2 separate regions of the Mus musculus genome follow, and region 2 is linked to region 1. The links are chromatin loops, found by intact Hi-C in ENCODE. Cell type or tissue: gastrocnemius. All regions are shown on one strand. Each heading gives the region's core, and the rest is flanking DNA. Links, peaks and the distances in the headings are about the cores only. Region 1 holds the start of Mdrl (mitochondrial dynamic related lncRNA). Region 2 overlaps Slc25a43 (solute carrier family 25, member 43).

Region 1 (9,130 bases), core at 400-8,399:
ACTACATTCCTCCCTTGGCACAGAGTAAGCAATTTGCAGGAATTCCTTTAAAATCGGGCAGCTATCTTGCTTTTCATTGATCCCTTCCTGGACTTAGCTTCTAATGAACCAGTTCTTGTCCAGTCCTGTCTTTCATCATTACAAAATAATGATGTGTTTCCAGCTTCCACACTCCATCTGTAGTTACTCCAGCCAGTTTGGACCACCTTTGGTTCTCCAGTGCCTCCCAGGTTTTGCTCATCTTCCAGCCTGGGGAGTGGGGCATAAATTGCAGTGTGAAACTCTAGGGGGCGCCATTCACTCACACAGCAGCCATGTTCTACAGCGGTAGAGGCTCTGGGCTCTTAAGGACAATCCCCGCCTGTCAATTAATCATTCTCCCTCGCTTGCCATCCCTGTGGTACTATACACAATTGCCTTCCTAGTTCTCTGCCTCTCATTGGGCTAAAATTTTCTCTCTCTCTCTTTTCTTGTATGTATCCACAGCACTTAGGAGTACCCAGTTTAGTGTATGTGCTCAGTGGATGTTGCGCATGGATGTGTGTGCATACATACACATGTATGTTTAAATTTATACAACATTGAATGATTTAAAATAGTATAAGGGACATCTCCTAAAGTCTCTCTCTCTCTCTCTCTCTCTCTCTCTCTCTCTCTCTCTCTCTCTCTCTGTGTGTGTGTGTGTATGTGTGTGTGTGTGTGTGTGTGTGTGTGTGTGATTTATGCACATCATGAGTGCATATACACTAGTGCCGCTGTGTGCATGTAGAGGCCAGAAGATAACTTTCAGGAATCAGTTTTCTTATTCTGGGATCTGGGAACTGAACTCAACTTTTTACTTTATGTGCCATCTTACACATAGAGAGAGGGGGGGTAGAGGAATTGCTAGAGAGCACTTCACTGTCAGAGGACAAAGTCCAAAAGGGCCCTGATACAGTTGACTCATCCTTGTATTCTCTTCCCCCTTCCTCAGTATGTGGTATGGGACTTTGTTCTTAACAGGCACTCCACAAACGTTTGCTGAGTCCACGTGTGTATACTGATTGTTAGGACTATCTCTCCACCCACCCCCCACCCCCCCACCCCCCGCCATTTCTCTAGAACCACAGTAAAATAAACCCTGTGTAGGCAAGATCTGAGCTGGGTGAGAGGTGAGATGCCCTTGAATTGCTTGCTGTACAGCTGGGTCCAGCCCTGATTGAGCTTGAAGCCAAAGGAATGTGCTTGTGTGCTATCAGGGTCATCAGTATGTTTGGGGGGCACCTCTAAGGGAAATGGAAGGCTGTCAAGGACCCCTCTAGAAGCTCTGAAGCCTTCCTAGTTGATAGTCTCTGGTTTCTCTCAAAGACTCACCCCTCTGCCACCTAACCTAGAGGAGCTGACTGTGGATGCCCTTCTGAGGCTGTGCCACTTGGAAGGCATACTCTATATAAGGCTGATGCAGAAATAAGAGGCCTAGGAGGGGTCAGGGTGGCAATGCAGCCCCACATTTGAAGAGCACAGGGAACCTCTGGGGTCCCCGTTGCACAGTGCCATTCTGGCTGAAAGAGTTCTAATGGATGCTGGGTTGATGTCTTGCTGGGCAGTCTTGTGGCTTCTCCCTCCTCCCAGGTCTCCCCAGGCCTGCTGCCATAGCAGCACATACATCTTTGGGGATGCTGAGCTTTTAGCCCAGCTCAGCTGCCAGAACAACTCTTCCCTGAAGGCACCACTGGAGAAACTCTCCGAGGGTTTTTCTCAGCTCCCCAAGGGCTTAGTCAGGCTGTAAGAACAGCCCAAGGAAAACGGTAGCAAAGTACAAATTTTATCATTTTGTTTGTTTCGTTTTGCTTTCTAGTGCTAAAAATGGAACCTTGGGGACTCATGCATGCTTATATGTTTTACCACCGAACCCTTTTTGAAACAATGGATTTTCATGAATTAATCTTTTGAGACAAAAATCTCACGATATAGCCCTAGCTAGCCTGCAACTTGCTATGTAGACCAGGCTGGCCAGAAACCCACAAAGAGCCACCTATCTCTGCTTCTTAAACGCTGGGTTTAAGGGGATGCACCATCACTTCCAGTCTCGTTAATATTTTTTGTTTGAGACAAGAGTCTCACTATGTAGTCTGGACCAGTCTTTTTTAAAATATAATTATGTTTTTTGTTGTTGTTGTTGTTGTTTTTTCAAGACAGGGTTTCTCTGTGTAGCCCTGGCTGTCCTGGAACTCACTCTGTAGATCAGGCTGGCCTCGAACTCAGAAATTTGCCTGCCTCTTCCTCCCAAGTGCTGGGATTAAAGGCATGCGCCACCACTGCCCGGCTATAATTATGTTTTTAAAAAAGATTTATTTATTATACATAAGTACACTGTAGCTGTTTTCAGAAACCACAGAAGAGGGCATCAAATCTCATTACAGATGGTTGAGAGGAGAGAGAGAGAGAGAGAGAGAAAGCAGGAATAGTGCCTTGCAGTCCAACCCTCGGGAGGTGGAACTGGAAGGATCAGAGGTTCAAGGTTATCTCCAGCTCTATAGTAAGTTTGAAGCCAAACTGGATTATGTGACACTGCCTCTGAAAAAGCAACAAGAACCAACCAACCAAACAAACAAACAAAAAAACACAAAAAAAAAAAACCCACACACATTCGTATATGGGCAATACAAATTGAACTCAGTGGGTTTTTTTTTTTAATTTTTTTTGTTTTTGTCCCTTTTAAAAAGGGAAAACATGAAAGTGGGCAGGGGCTGGGGCAGTGGGGATGGATCCAGGAGGAATTATTAGGCAGTGGGAGTGATTGTGATCAAACTGCATTTTATATATTGAGATCATTCAAATATTGTATTAAAAATTAATAGGATATAGTGGCACACTTGTGGGGCAGAGGCAATCAGATCTCTCTGAGTTCGAGGTGCGCCTAGTCCACAAAACGAGTTCCAGGATAGCCAGGGCTGTTACACAGAGAAACACTTGTCTTGAAAAAAAAAAGAGAGAGAGAGAGAAAGAAAGAAGGTAGGAACGAGGTGGGAGGTAAATCTGTGAGTAGTTAGGGGCTGAGTCTCAAAGAATTAATAAAACGATTACACTTTACAAAACAACACATATTGCATTTACTATATGCCGGGCACTCTTAAAGGCTTCCCAGTCTTTTGACTCATTCATTGCGTTCCTAGCTTGGTTCTTTAAAAAGGGTCCAGCTGTCAGTCCTCCACGCTTTACAGTCAAAGAAATGGAAACACAAAGAAACAAAGCGGCGTGCCCTACAGCACACCATTTGTAAGCGGTAGAGTCAGAATTCCTGCCTGGGGCGACTCTGGTCTCTTTTCTATACCATTCTGCTCTGCTGCCTCCTTGAGCTGATCAGCCAGTCAGAATAGGGCAGGCTGAGAGGCAGCTGCCTCTCCTCCCTTCTCCTTTCTTCCTTGGGCTCTTTACTAGGGATCAAGTGCAGAAAGCCAGCCCTTCCGCCTTGCCATAGTAGTGTGGGGGCGGGGTGAGGTGGGGAGTGAGAAAGGTGGGGGAGGGGAGGAGGGCAGCGAGAAGGGGAGGCAGTGCTGTCTGGGAAAGCTAGCCCTGGGAGGGGCTGAGGAAACCTGAGATAACAGCACTGGCTAAACTCCTGCGCTTTAATTTCCAACTGTGCGGAAGGAGTCCCTGTGGGTGAGAGTTACCCCAGTCTCTTCATCCGTCCTCTTAGGGAATCATCAACTACGGAAGAGCCAGGCCTAAGCTCTGCCTTAATACTCTGTACAGAGTAGGGAAGAGAACACGCGCATCTGGGCACTCTGAGCGCTATCCCGAAAGAGAATGAATTGTTTATATTAAGCAAGGACAGAGTGGTTTTATTTTATTCTGTGAATTTTAGTCTTGGGAAATCCTGACTGAACCTGAGCCCTGAATGCAGACACTTCTCCAAGACAGTTAGGTCACCTTTGTGGTTAGTCAATCAAGTGACTGTTTCAAAGGCACACATAGGTTCTGCACTCTGCTAGTCGCCCTGAATATAAACGTGAGTAAGGATGATTTCATCGGGTCTAAAATGCTGCATGTTTGTTTATGCATGGATGGCCTCCAAGGGGAATGAGGAGGGAGGGGCTGTCAGAATGTGGAGGTAACACAGATGGCCTGTGAGAGGTTGGGTACCAGCTTGGGAGGGAGAGTGATGACCTGGTACCTGCAAGTCAGTTATGCGTTGGGACTTTGGCACTGTAGGGTTATACATGTTGCCCGTGCAGGAATAAGTGATTCCTAGTGTTGTGTTTTATAAAAAAAGAAAAGGAAGCCAGGGATGTTTGGTAGAGGCGCGGTATGGTGCTGGGGAAGAGGGTGCCTCTGCGGGGGCCCATGCTGAGGCATCCCTTCCCCCACTGAGGGACCAATCACATGACGAGTATAGTATGGAATAGAGTTTATTTAGGGCATGGGAAGGGAGTAGAGACAGAGGGGGGGTGGGGGGAAGAGGAGTAGAGGCCGGCCATGAACACGTGGAGAGAGACAGGGAGAGGAATGGGGAGAGAAGGGGCAGAGAAGGGAGGGTACGATAGTGAGGAGGGAGCAAGCAGCCCCTTTTATAGTGAGTCAGGCATACCTGGCAACAGCCAGGTAACTGTGGGGCAGAGCCTAGACGAAATGTTAATACCCAGCTTCACGCACAAATAAATAAATGAAAATGAGGGAGAGATGCTTATGTAAATATGTAAGAAAGCTAGATGTTTTGTTTATTTCGTTCCCTCCTTCCTGTCTTCCTTTCTTCTATCTTAACTTACCTTTTCTTTCTTTTTATTCCTAAATAAGCACTTACTGTATCCCCAGCTTGTTTAAAACTCACAATGTAGAGCCGGGCGTGGTGGCGCACGCCTTTGATCCCAGCACTCGGGAGGCAGAGGCAGGCGGATTTCTGAGTTCGAGGCCAGCCTGGTCTACAGAGTGAGTTCCAGGACAGCCAGGGATATACAGAGAAACCTTGTCTCGAAAAACCAAAAAAAAAAAAAAAAAAAAAAAACCTCACAATGTAGTCGAAGCTGACCTTAAGCAAGTGGGAGTCCTTCTGCCTCAGCTTCCCAAAAGCATTGTTATGGTATTGGGGTGTTGGCAAGGGAGGAGACAGGGTATAGACTGAATTGACAGTTTCTCTTCCTGTCTTGAGCCAGAATGCTGGGTTTTAGCCAAGACAGTTATTTTCAAGTGTTTTTCGTTTTCCAAAATCTTAGGAAGGAAATGAAAGAAAGCTGCCTAAGGCAAAAGAGGTGTCTTTTCACTCACAAGTTTGGGCTTCTTTCCTTTATTACACTTATTTATTTTTATTTTGTATGTGTTTATGTGAGGGTGAGGGTGTGTCTGTGTGAGTGCTTATGTGCCATGACTTGTATGTTCTAGGAGTTGGCTCTCTTCTTCCATCCTGTAGGTCCTGGGCATCAAACAGGTTGTCAAGTTTAATCGCAAGTGATCTTAGCCACTGAAGCATCTCACGAGCTGGAGGTTTGAGTTTCTTACCCTGCCCTTCACCCTGTCCTGTGCAAAGGGTATGAAATGAATGTCTCAGAAGGAAAACGCCCTCTGTTAAAGATTCTACAGGCCTGGTGGACTGATTAGAAGTTCATGGTTGTGGAGTTGGGATGTTGCAGATACAGATGTCATGGACTATCATTAGCCTCCTTCAAAGCCATTCTTTGCCCGATTGTCTATCTGACTTAATCTCCATGTGACTACCATGTGAAAACTTTGGAAATGTACTGACAGACAACTAGCTTTCCCAAGCCAAAGGCTAAGGATACCATCTGATACCATGAGGCCTACAGCAGAGGTTAGCCTCAGTTTGCTGGAAACACCTGCCTGATGTTTCCACTAATGTATTGAAAGATTATGACTTTTCTTTTGCTACTATAAAACCTTCATAACATGGTTATTTCATTTGTATTTGCAATACCCTGAAGCCATGTTCCCTCATAAAGTCTTAATTCTCTTTGAGGTAAGAGCTGTTTTTGCTTCGTCACAGGTAATAGCCATTCACCTTGTACACACATCCTGGCCCCGTCCTGCCCTTGGCATAGAGAACTGTTTCCCAACAGGCTCTGGTCAGGTGATCTCAGGTCAACACCACCTGCTTGCTCTTGCCTAAACCTGCTGAGAGGAATTTGCACAGTCCAGAGAAGACAAGAAGTTAGTCTCTAGTGGGCTTCAGGAGGCAACAGAGTCCACAGAGGGCAAGTGTTACAGTGGGTAGCCTGAAGTTGACTTTATGCAGGGGTTCTTGGTACAACACTAGACTAAGTCCATGAAAATGCCTTAGATTTCGTGTAGGCTATAAAAATGCTCAGTGGAGTGTGCTGGCTGTGTTTGGCACAGGGAAAAGGGAGCCCCAGAAAGACAAACAGTAAGTGTTGCCCGGAACGAAAGTCATACTGTGCTTACAAGCTCATAACCACTCGACTGGAAAGGCATTAATTTACTCACTCTCTTCTGTTGGCTCCCATAAAAGGAATTTTAATATTATCCTAAACCAACCGTATTTAGGAAAGGAAATGCAGTGCCAAAAAAATCACGTATAATGTCCCAAAGCTAAATATAAAACAATTTTACTATTATCTCTTGGTCGGGGCTCTTTTAGGCCAAAGTTTCCCACCAAGACCTGTAACCAAGAAATACCCAGGGCTAATCTATTTGACCAGCATTGTGGGATCCAAGTCAAGGAGCTACTGGGATTGCTAACAGGGAAAGGTAAACTTATCTTACCACAGTGTGAGACCCCCATCTCAAAAAAAAAAACAGAAGGAAGGAGAAATGGCTCAGTGGTTAAGATCACTTGTTACTCTCTCAGAGGACACAGGTGTGGTTCTGAGAACGCATTAGGTGATTCACAAACATCTGTAACTCTAAATCCCAATTTTCAAAGGATCTGATGACCAGCCTGGGCACCAGGTATGCCCATAGTATACATACATACACATAGACAAAATACCCATACACATAAAGTAAATAAATTAATTGTAAAAGTTAAAAACCAGCCGGGCCTGGTGGCGCACGACTTTAATCCTAGCACTTGGGAGGCAGAGGCAGGCGAATTTCTGAGTTCGAGGCCAGCCTGGTCTACAGAGTGAGTTCCAGGTCAGCCAGGGCTACACAGAGAAACCCTGTCTCAAAAAAAAAAAAAAAAAAGTTAAAAACCTAGCTACCGCAGCACCCAGCAACAAAACCCCAGCAATGAGGATGGCCGCAGTAGGCAAGGTGTGCAAGCATGTGGGTCTGTGTTTGGATCCCTAGCACCAACAGAAAAGCCCAGGCACAGTGGCATGTCCTGGGTAGGTTAGTAATAGACAGATCCCAGGGGCTTGCTGGCCAAACTGAAATGGCGGGCTCCAGGTTCCATGGGAGATCTAGTCTCAAAAATTATAGTGGCAGGGCAGTGGTGGCGCACACCTTTAATCCCAGCACTTGGGAGGCAGAGGCAGGTGGATTTCTGAGTTCGAGGCCAGCCTGGTTTACATAGTGAGTTCCAGGACAGCCAGGGCTACACAGAGAAACCCTGTCTCGAAACCAAACAGAACAAAATTATAGTGGAGAGTGATAAGGGAAGACACCTAATGTTGACTTCTGGCCTCCACATGAGCATGCACATGTAGATACACCTGCATACACATGTGAACACACACATACACATACAGTGTATATACACAAAAATGTAAGTCAATAAGCTCTACAAAAAGAATTTCCTTCGTTTATTATTCCTGGGGGAAAGAAAGGAAATTGCAGGGACATACGGCCTGGGAATGAGCATTTTGCAGTTGTGCTGGTTAGGCGCTGGCCTTTTCCAGAGGATCCGAGTACAATTCCTAACACCGACAGTTACTAAATCAACTCCAGGCCCAGGGTGAATGGACATCCTTCTGTGGCCTCACGGGCCCTACATGGATGTGCTGCACTGACATACACACAGGCAAAACACCCATACACATATCATCAACCAATGACTGACTGAATGAATAAATACTGTGCCTAGAGAGGAGGAGAGTCATTCTTTCTTTCCAATCCCTTCACTGACGCCTTATTGTTGAGAACAGTAGCAACACAATCTCCCGGCAAAACCTGGCTGGTTCCGTGTTAGGCTTGGCTGGCCAGGTAATCTGCTCACCCCCATGACAGCAGACTCTGTCCTTGACAGAGTATAGTCACCAGGGCCAGCCCAGTAGTCTCTTGTCATCCTTTGAGCATCCCCGCTTTCCCTCTGCCTGGAACACTCCTCTTTTTCTGCTTTCCCAACTTCTGCTCCTCCACTTTCACCATCTCTGGGTAACCCCTACTCGTCTGCCATTTGTACCTTCCAATTGTTCTACATTCGGCTTATTCGGCAGGACCACATTTCTTTATTATAACTGCCAACAGGAACAAAAATCCCACCAGCATGTCCTAAGTGCTGACTGTGTGGCAGGCATGATCTCATTTCTGCATGGTTTCACTGAAAATTCCCAGGCACCCTCTGAAGTGACCACTGGTTTTACTTTCCCCATTTCACTGATGAGAAACTGTGGCTCAGGAGGCTAAGCAGTGTGCCCCAGGCAGTGGAACTCAGATCACTGTGGACCTAGAACCGTGCTCTTAACTCTCAAAGGCAATGGTGGTGCATGCCTTTAACCCCAGCAGTGGGGAGGCTGAGGCAGATGGATCTCTGTGAGTTTGAGTTCAAGCCTGGTCTGTAGGGTGAGTTCCAGGGTTGCACAGAGAAACCCAAAAGTCCATTTCTTCTGTATTTCTACAATAATTTAGCCTGGATTCTGTTGAACATCCCCCCACCTCTTCTAGCCTTATTAAGGGGATGCAGACAGCAGGTCAGCCATGTGCTATGGACAGGAGGAAGACTAATAATGCATTGATAATCCAGGTCTCATACCCCAGCCAGGGCTTCCCCAGTGCTCATCACCACATCTCAATTTGAATGCCTCGGTGATCTACATCCCTTTTAATAGTGCAGGGAGAAGGATGCCTTCAATATCCATTTTTGTGCTTGTTCAGAGAGCAAGTCTTTCTGGGAGAAGATTGTCTTTTAAACATCATCGAAAAATATATTCAGGAACATTTCAACATTAAAAACAAAACAAAACAAAACAAAACAAAAAAAATGAATTGCTGCTAAGACTGGATTTGGCCAGCCATC
Region 2 (9,130 bases), core at 423-8,422, 56 kb after region 1:
CATCTCAGATGTGGTCCTCAGTTCTGTCTTATTAGATACATAGCATCTCTGTTTACTGCTGTGCAGGTGAGGCCATCTGGGCCACGAGTTTCTGTGGATTCCTTTAATTCTGTCCCCTATCTCAAAAGAGGAGTGCTAGAATTTTAGAGTACACTACTGTCATGCCTAGCTTTATACAGGTTTGAGGAATTCAAACTGAAGCCCTTGTGCGTATGTAATAACCATCTCCCCCACCCCATCGACAGTCTTTCCAGCGTGTCTGTATTTGTTTGCAGTCCTTTACTTGAGATCAGTTGTGGAATCTTCCATCATGTGGATGCTCCAAGTTTCTGACTTTAGAGTATTTTGGTTTTCAGAGTTCCAGAGTAGGGATGCTCAAAACTAAGCAAACGAAGACACTGGCATTGAGGAGACTATTTCTGCTTGGGAAAATAAGATAGCTGCTACCAGGAGGTAGTTTTGGCAGGGAAGGGACAGCAGAGCAATGATGTTGAGATAAAAAAGGGTAAAAGAGGAAAAAATGCTATGGAAGAAAATTGTCAAAGTGAGAGGACCCACGGTGAGGCTAACAGCACCCTTTAAAAGGAGTTACTCACCCACAACTTTTGGGAATACAACGACTGTGCCCATAGACATGGGAGTAGAAGAGGGAGTCAGTGAAAAACAGCATCCACCTTTTCAGAGAAGGTACCCTATAGTTAATTTAGTTTCTTCTTCCCCAGGACTCCCTCTCCAGTGGGCTAGAGTGCCTGCATTGTGGTTCTCAAAGGCTTAAATAGCTGCCTTTATGCATTATCTGAAAATGTGTGCCTTATGGGTGGGAAAAGCCAGCAAACAAAAGCAACAGATACTACTACCAACGTAAGTTCAGTTGAACCTTTACAGAGACAGAAGTGATGCTTAGGCAGAGAGAGGTAGCTGCAGGAACAAAGGCCTGTTGACCAGAATATAAAATACGTTTGGTCTTCAGGGCTTGGGGGAGGGGAACTTCTTCACTATTGCAACTGGATGCTTCAATTGAACAGAGGCCAAAAGAAGGCATGTTGTGCTTTGCCCAGACAGTACTTTTTATTTGCAGCCTTAAAAAAAAAAAAAAAGAAAGAAAGATTTCACATCACAATCTGGATGTAAATTTAGGGGCTCCCTTGAAAACTGGGCTTGCATTTCTAAATGGCAACCATCCTTCTGAGAGGAGACTCTTGCAGTTTAGCTGCAGCCTCCACCAGCTCACTTCACTCTTTTCTGCTACGCATATTTAAATGCTAATCACATTCTGTGAGCAGAGAGTTTAGTTCTCCAGAATGCTTTCAAAAGGCACGATGGCTTAGAATGCATTTAAAGGCTTATTGTTTGGGGCTGAGTGCCCGTTATCTGGGTCTCCCTAGCTCTCCTGTCCATGCTGTTTCTGAATTCTTACAGACATTTGATTCTGCAACTCCCTATACAAAGGGCTTCTATACAGCACGCACAGTGAAGTCGGTGAGGGAAACATGCCAAGCTAATGGGCCGGCCTTTATTCTCTAAAGGTGATAGAGGAGCCACAGTGACAGGGCAAAAGAACATTTGTTCTGCAAGAAACCCATGGACTGAAGTGAGCTCTGATCCGGGAGGCAAACCTGCATGCATGGCCTTTGTCCCAGTTCCGTTGCTCAAAGATGGGCTTGTAATCTACAGTGCCTCAGTTTTCTCATCTCAATAGGCAAGATGGCTCAACAGGTAAAAGTGCTTGCTGCCAAGACTTGACGATCTGAGTTTAAGCTCCAGAACCTGCCCTGCGTGGCGGACAGAGATCTCTGACTCCCGTAAGTTGTCTGACTTCTTTCTGTATGTGCACTGTGACACACACACACACACACACACACACACACACACACACACACACAGGCACTCACACGCAGATATAGTAACAACAGTGCTTACTTTGTGAATTGTTGTAAGGATTGGATGACATAATGAACATCCACTTGGCCCGGTGCCTACTATATCTTCCCACTCAGTACTAATAGTCACGTTTAGAATCACTCATAGAGAACAGTATGTGCTGCACTATGAGCTGATAAGGACTTTGACTGGGAGTCAGGGCAATAAAAAAAAAAAAAAGGACCCATGTAGGAGACTTATGAATGCAGAAGCAAATGAACTTTGGGTTGGTTGGATGAAGGGACGGCAGAGGCAAGCCTAACTTCTGGATGCTTAGCTTGGCTATCTAGGACACTGATGGCCCAGAAAGGGAAAAGTCTAGAAAGACAGTTTTAGGGGAACATGGGTAACTTTGATAGACAGTGGGTTGGAAGTGATCGTGAAGATGTGCTACTCAGCGGTCCAAATCAGCAGGCTGTGAGAACCATGAGCTCAGGACTGAGGAGGGAGGCGGGGGTGAAGACATAGGATGGAGCATTAGAAGCCCCGAGTGGGTTAATGAAGTGACTGTGTATCTGCAAAGCTTGCTCAAGGTGGTATCCATTGCGGTCCGAGTGGAGGCTATTTGAGCAGGCTGGGGCCTCTGTTTATTCACTGACCATGTGTGTTCTGCTCACTGAGCTGTGCCACTTGGATACCACCTTTGTCCTTCATTTTATGCACTTTCAGTTCAAATGCTGACTTGGCCTAATCCTGCTTACCCTGTGAGTTGTGGTGGGGGCAAAGTCCACTGGGGTATAAATCAACAGGACGGCACATGGGTTTGTATTTGGTGAAATGGAGATAACTAATAGGAGCAACAGAGTGGAGGGAGGGTTCGTGGACCTCCTTCCTGATTCTTTCATAAGGCCTACCAGACTCCAGGTCCCATGTTCGAAGCTGTTCCCCAGACTCCCAGCAAAGTGTTCCCAGCCTGCCTCTCCTTCTCTTTCACATACACCTGCCTATGGAACTATTATAGTTCCCCCCCCCCCCATAATTCTTTGGTTCTTAATAGGGCTTATAGATTAATCACATAAAATATTTGTTGTCAACATTTCTTCCATCTTATACTTTCTTGTATTAAATCCTTTCCTTTTCTTCACCCTCCCCACCCCTTTGAGACAGTAGCTCACTGTGTAGGTCTGACTGGCTTTGAACTTGCTATGTAGACAAGGTTACCTTCAAACTCACAAAAATCCACCTGCCTCTGCCTCCCTAAAGGTTATGCCACTATGCCCAGCCTATTGTTTCTTTAATACACTTAGTGCTGCCAGCATCTTCTGGCCCAGGGTCTTAGCCAGGTGGAGATGCAGATAGAAGGGCCAGGCTGTATCCAGAGGAGCTGGAGTTAAAATGTACAGACACGTGGAAAAGGAGATTTCAGGCAGGGTGGCATTAGGGTCCGTGAAAGCACACAAGGTAGAGGCATTTCATTCCACATACAACTGACCCTTCTCCCCGAGAAACATTCTCTCAAAACATGCGCATGCATAAATTATTTACCTCTCCATCCTCTAGCAGGGCCAAGCAAGCAAAAGAAAAGCAGGATAAAATGCATGTAAGCCTGGTGAAGGAAGGGCTCAGGTGGCTAAACAAGACTTCTGATTATTGTCATTAATGTTCAGAAGAGTTCCAACCTGCCGTGGTATTAGACAGACAGATTGTATGTCCGAATGTCTGGATAAAAGCCCATGAAGACAGGCACTCAGACAAAGGCGTCAGCCACTGTGGGTGCTGGGAAAAACTCCCTGTTCAGTTGGCTATCCACCAGACACCTGCTGTTGATTTGCTTCATGGTGGGCAGTGCCATGGAGAAAACCAATGGAATGCAAATGTTACCATTAACTGTGTTCAGGTCACAGCAGCTTGGTGCCCTTGTGACAAATGAAGTGCGGAAACCTGCCTGATCCAGTGGAAGTGTGTGGTTCTTATGGCTTTCTCTTCTTGATGAATATTGCATTATGTGCTTTACAGGAAAAAAAAAAACTTTAGGCGTTTCCTGTTGCTTCTGCCCCCTTATCTTCCTAACTGAAAGCGATTCTGAGCTGGGCCTGTGAGGTTAGTAACTCACTAAGTTGCTGGTTCATAGCTTTCCATGGCCAGAGACTATGTGTTTACTGCAGTGACACCTAGTGGACAGAGAAGGTAATGCCATGTTTGCATTTGAAGGCCTGTGGTTCTGTCCTGGGTGTTAATTTTAAAAATATGTATTATGGACAAATTGTTATATTTACTAACCCATGAAGAATAAAATTTTGGCTGCGTCATATTAGTTGGCTTACTATATCTTCAGATGACATTTATGATGTTAGTCATAATTAGATGCTAATCCTATTTTACAGTACATTTATTTTGTGTTTTTAAAAACAACCACTATGACTTTGCATTTATTTGAAAGCTGTTTTCTCTGTTTTTGTTTTCTTGAGGCTAATCTCAAACTGGCTATGTAGATGATGGTGACCTTGAAGTTGTGACCTTCTTGCCTCTGTCACTGAGATCACAGGCAAGTGACACCATACGCAGCCTTGACTGCAGCTTCTTGACACAGTATATATACATTAGCTAGAAGGTTCCCACACAAAGGGAAAATGAGTAGGACTGCACTCAAATTCTCACTCTCAGTGTTTCTTACCCTGGTTGGTGGCAGATTGCTATGGTAAGGTGATATTCTAGTGCAGAATGTAGTGTTGGCTAGAGTCTCCTAGAGAAAGCCATTGTTTTAGCAACCAGAAAAAGAAAGTAAAGCTGAAGATTTATGGAGAAGACCAAAATCTCTCAGCTTCACATCTAGATATCACAGAACAGCCTGAAACCCTCTCTGATGACTAGCCCCACCCCCAGGCCTCAAGGTTCGATTTTAGGTAGATCCAGAGCTCACCAAACTTTACCTAAGCTAGGACAGACTCAAAAGAGGCAAGAAAATGCTGGGGATGTCCCTGGGAGCAAGAGAGAGAGAGAGAGAGAGAGAGAGAAGGTATTCTCTCTCTCTCTCTCTCTCTGTTTTTTTTTTTTTGAGACAGGGTTTCTCTGTATAGCCCCTGGTTGTCCTAGAACTCACTCTGTAGACCAGGCTATTCTCAAAATCATGGAAATCCACCCACCTCTGCCTCGTGTAAATTTCATTGAGTCAGCATGGTGGCGTATGCCTTTAATCCCAACCCTTGGCAGACAGAAGCAGGAAGATCTCTGAGTTTGAGACCAGCCTGGTCTACAGAGTGAGTTCTAGGACAGCCAGGGGCTACACAGAGAAACCGTGTCTTTAAAACAAAGAAACAAGGAGGTGGAGAGATGACTCAAAACTATCTATAATAGAGTCTGATGCCCTCTTCTGTCATACAGGGGTATATGCAGACAGAGCACTGATACAAATACAATCTATAAATAAATACATAAATACATAAATAAATGTCAAAACAAACAAAAACCACATGAGCAACAGAGAGGACGTGAGCTGGGCACGGTAGCTCATGCTGAAAATCCCAGCTCCCTGGAGACTGAGGCGGGAAGCTCTTCAGTTTGAAGCCTTTCCTGGATTATGTGGGGAGATCAAGGCCAGTCCTGGTAGTTTAAGGAGATCTTGGCACACAGAAAAATATGCAGTGGCAGGGGGTGTAGCTCAGTGGTAGTAGAATCCTAGTCTAACTCACACATGTCCTTGGGCTTAGTCCTCAATACTCCTTCAGGTCTTGTGGCCTGCAAGAAAATTTCTAGGAATATAATGTGAAAAACACAAGAGGTTTCATTACAGTGTTGTTATACTTAAGAATTAGAAATAGCCCCATTACTTAGAAACTGAGAAATTTTAACTATTTCTAAGATGTTCATAGGGCAAAATAGCACTTGATAACTAAACAGTTAATGGCCTGGAGCTGAATCTGCTATGTGATAAGTAAAAACAGTAAGCTACCAACTTTTATTTGTAGTCCAAACACAATTTCTAAAAAATAATGCCAGTATATGTGTGTGTGTATGAACATGCACAGAAAAAAACTAGTAACTATTAGAAGAATTAAGCTATTTTCCTTTTTTCCCTACTTTGCTGTATTTCCTCAAATTTCTACAACCACATGTACATTACTTTGTTTTATTGTGACCAAGCATACATAATGTGAAATCAACCCTTTAAACCATGTTTTAATATGTGCATTATTTTTTAAATCAGAAGTTATGTTCATTGTGATTTGCACTATAGTCATACCAGTGTGGCAATGGTTCATCTGGACAAGGGCAGAAGAGAAGAAACCCAGACAGATGGGATGTTTTGTGGATCGGAGTGGCAGAGTGGAGTATCATCTTGTCTGAAGATAACATTGGGGAGTCAAGTCCCTTCACGTTTTTTGGCACTGACCAGGGAAACAGGAAGTGAGGAGTGGCATTGAGAAACTAGAGAAACAAGTCAGAGTCATGTGGAGAAACCAACAAGTGGGACTACTCATTCCAAGTGGCATGCAAATGACCTCAAATTCATTTCTGCAGAGCTTCAGGAACATGTCAGTCATATCAGAGAGGCCAAGGACGTAGGCAAGCAACCGAGTGAGCAGGGTTAGGGGAAGATGGCAAAACAGTGGATCTTGCTTGGATTCTGATTACCCACATGTGGCTGTAACGCCCTCTTGTTATATCATCGACTGATCAGATTGGTTTTGTTGATAAGAATGCAGGCTAAGCTAATTCTTCAATTTGCAGCCTCTTTCTTTCTGTTTTGCCTTTGTGCTCTATAGTGAACATGTTTCCCTAGCAATTGTTAGGGCAGTGCATGGCCAGTTGCACCCTTTTGAAATGCAGTTTCTTTCTTAGGCCTCTTGTTGAATGGTTCTTGGTTTATTTTAGTCAGAAAAGGCACAGTGACAAGAAAGAGTACTATGTCTTCCCTGTGGTGGCATCAAGAAGGCAAGTTAACAGGTTACATTTTGCGGTGTCCTCCTTTTCTGGTGACGTAGGAAGAAGAACCATTAAGTGATGTAACCAGGGGCCAGGAAAGAAAAGGGAGCCTTATCTGGAAGCTTTCTAGAAGACGGATACATTAAAAAAGAGGTCTAGGCATTGGCTTAAGCTAGTAGCCTAGAGGTTAGCAGAAGTGGTTCGCATAGTATTTGCATGAGCAATCCTGAGCTCTGTAGAAAAATGTCTTTCTTCAGTGGTGGGGCTGTAAGGGAGGATGAGGAGGTGGAGTCAAAATGTTCTTTGTGGTTACTGTGCTTTAAGGTAATCTGCCTCCCACTGCACCCTTCCCCCACCCCTCCCCAATGCTCCGCACCTGCATCTTTCTCTTCACAGTGTCAAAGGGAAAGGAGAGGGTCTGGCTCACAGCAGCAGCCACACAGACATTGGCAAAGTTCTGCAGGTGAGAAAAGCGGTCCCGGGGTCCATTCCAGACTTTTTCCAGGTTCATGTAAACTAGAAGGGAGCCAGCAGAGAAGGGAACAGCACCTGCGAATCAAGTACAGTGAGAGGTTGCTGTCTTGGGGAACCACTGTCTGGACCAAAATAAAAAAATGCCTCTGGGGAATACACAAGGGCAATAGGAGGGGGTCTGGGGCTGTGTAACTAGCAAAAGGGGGCTGGTGTGACAGCACCATTAGGTCAAGATGTAAGAGCTGGTCACTCCAGGTTGTACAGTTTACTGTAAATAAATGGTACCTAAAAGAATTGTAAACAGATCTGGAGAGCTAGTTGTGGTGACACACACCAATAATTCCATCATCTGGGTGGCAGAAGCAGGAGGAGTAGTAATAGTTCAAGTTCATCCTTACCTACATAGCAAGGTTTTTGGCCAGCCAGGGCTACTTGAGTACATGAGACACTGCGTCACGCAGAAGAAAATAAACCCTAACTAGATGCTGAACTTGGGTTTGTGATACAGATGTTGACGGGTTTGGGGGTATATTGGTATTTATAACTTGTATTGAAATCACCAAAGAAAAGGATGGATTTATGAATGGCTCTGAAAGATGTATAGATATGTGATAAAGTAAGAATATAAATGGATGTATTATTGAGTGTGTGGTTATTTATAATTTATTTATTTTTTATTTTTTATTTTGTTTTTCGAGACAGGGTTTCTCTGTGTAGCCCTGGCTGTCCTGGAACTCACTCTGTAGACCAGGCTGGCCTTAAACTCAGAGATCCGCCTGCCTCTGCCTCCCGAGTGCTGGGATTAAAGGCGTGCGTCACCACGCCCGGCTATTTATAATTTATAATTCTAAGAACTTTACTGTGTGTTTGAAACACAAAAAAGGAGAAAAATGAAAAGAAACATGGGAGGGAGAAAAGCCATTTCCATGATACCGAAGAGATGGCTCTTAAGAGCACCTACTGTTTTTGTAGAGGAGCAGGTGGCTCACAACCACCGGTAAGTCCAGCTCTAGGGAGTCTGACACTATCTTCTAGCCCCCATGGGCCCAGGTACTCATGTACACACACACACACACACACACACACACACACACACACACACACACGCTCTCTTTTACAAAGAAAATAAAAATAAAGATAAAAATAAATCACTCCCATAGAGCACTTGATCCAGTATTGGAAGCTAGGAAAGGACATTGTGTGATAACTGTGCTACCTGACCTGGCTTAGATGGCATAAGGTCCAGTTAGCATCATACACATCTAAGATGGTGAACAAATAATGCATTAGCTGACACTCTCACACATCTCCAGAAGTTTTCAGAATCATCTTAAGTTTACACATAGGCTAAATTTGCCTCTCAAAACATGAGCTCTGGGCTAGAAAAATGGCTTTGTGCTTCAGAACACTGGCCACTCTTACAGACAATACAGGTTCAATGCTCAGCATGTAGGCTGTGGCCCAGGACTATCTGTAACTCCAGTTTCAGAGGCTCTGACACCCTTTTTCCAGCTCCCACGGACACTGCACACATACTATACATGGATATGAATGCAGGCAAAATACCCCTATACATAAAAATTTAAAAATACACAAAGAGATCTAATAGACGGGATAGAGCTGGGGATGTAGTTCATCAAAAAAAAAAAAAAAAAAAAAAGAAGAAGAAGCAGAATATAAGTAGGGTATTGTTTATCCTTAGACATTATTATATTTAATAAACATATATTTGAAAAGACTCACCAACTTCCTATTTTCATTCAAAAACATTTGGGGAAGCTAGGCATGGTAGTTCATGTCTATAATCCCAGCACTAGAGAGGCTGAGAGAGGATGACCAGTTCAAGGCTAGCCTGGTCTACATAGTAAGCTCA

Evidence for each region. Hi-C counts contacts between places; a loop is a spot of excess contacts. Peaks named below come from ENCODE experiments on the same cell type or tissue, not always from the same donor. Only the 100,000 strongest peaks of a DNase experiment are listed, where the experiment ranks them.
Region 2: a loop joins it to region 1, with 5 times the contacts of the local background. A loop is called at or near these places in 16 of 42 quality-filtered maps.

The regions. Positions count from the first base shown.
Region 1 is chrX:36,811,587-36,820,716 of GRCm38, reverse strand. Mdrl (mitochondrial dynamic related lncRNA) reads left to right here and starts at 3,517. Exons shown (of 2, transcript NR_131979.1): 1 at 3,517-3,991; 2 at 5,387-5,949. In gastrocnemius, for the core only: no CTCF peak of the experiment used is centred there; a DNase peak (open chromatin) is centred at 3,449; H3K4me3 peaks cover 829 bases; H3K27ac peaks cover 761 bases.
Region 2 is chrX:36,755,970-36,765,099 of GRCm38, reverse strand. Slc25a43 (solute carrier family 25, member 43) reads right to left here. Exons shown (of 5, transcript NM_001085497.2): 3 at 7,160-7,332. Among named protein-coding and RNA genes, the nearest start is that of Gm23613, 16 kb to the left of the region's middle. In gastrocnemius, for the core only: a CTCF peak has its summit at 4,043 (motif pointing left); DNase peaks (open chromatin) are centred at 3,669 and 4,013.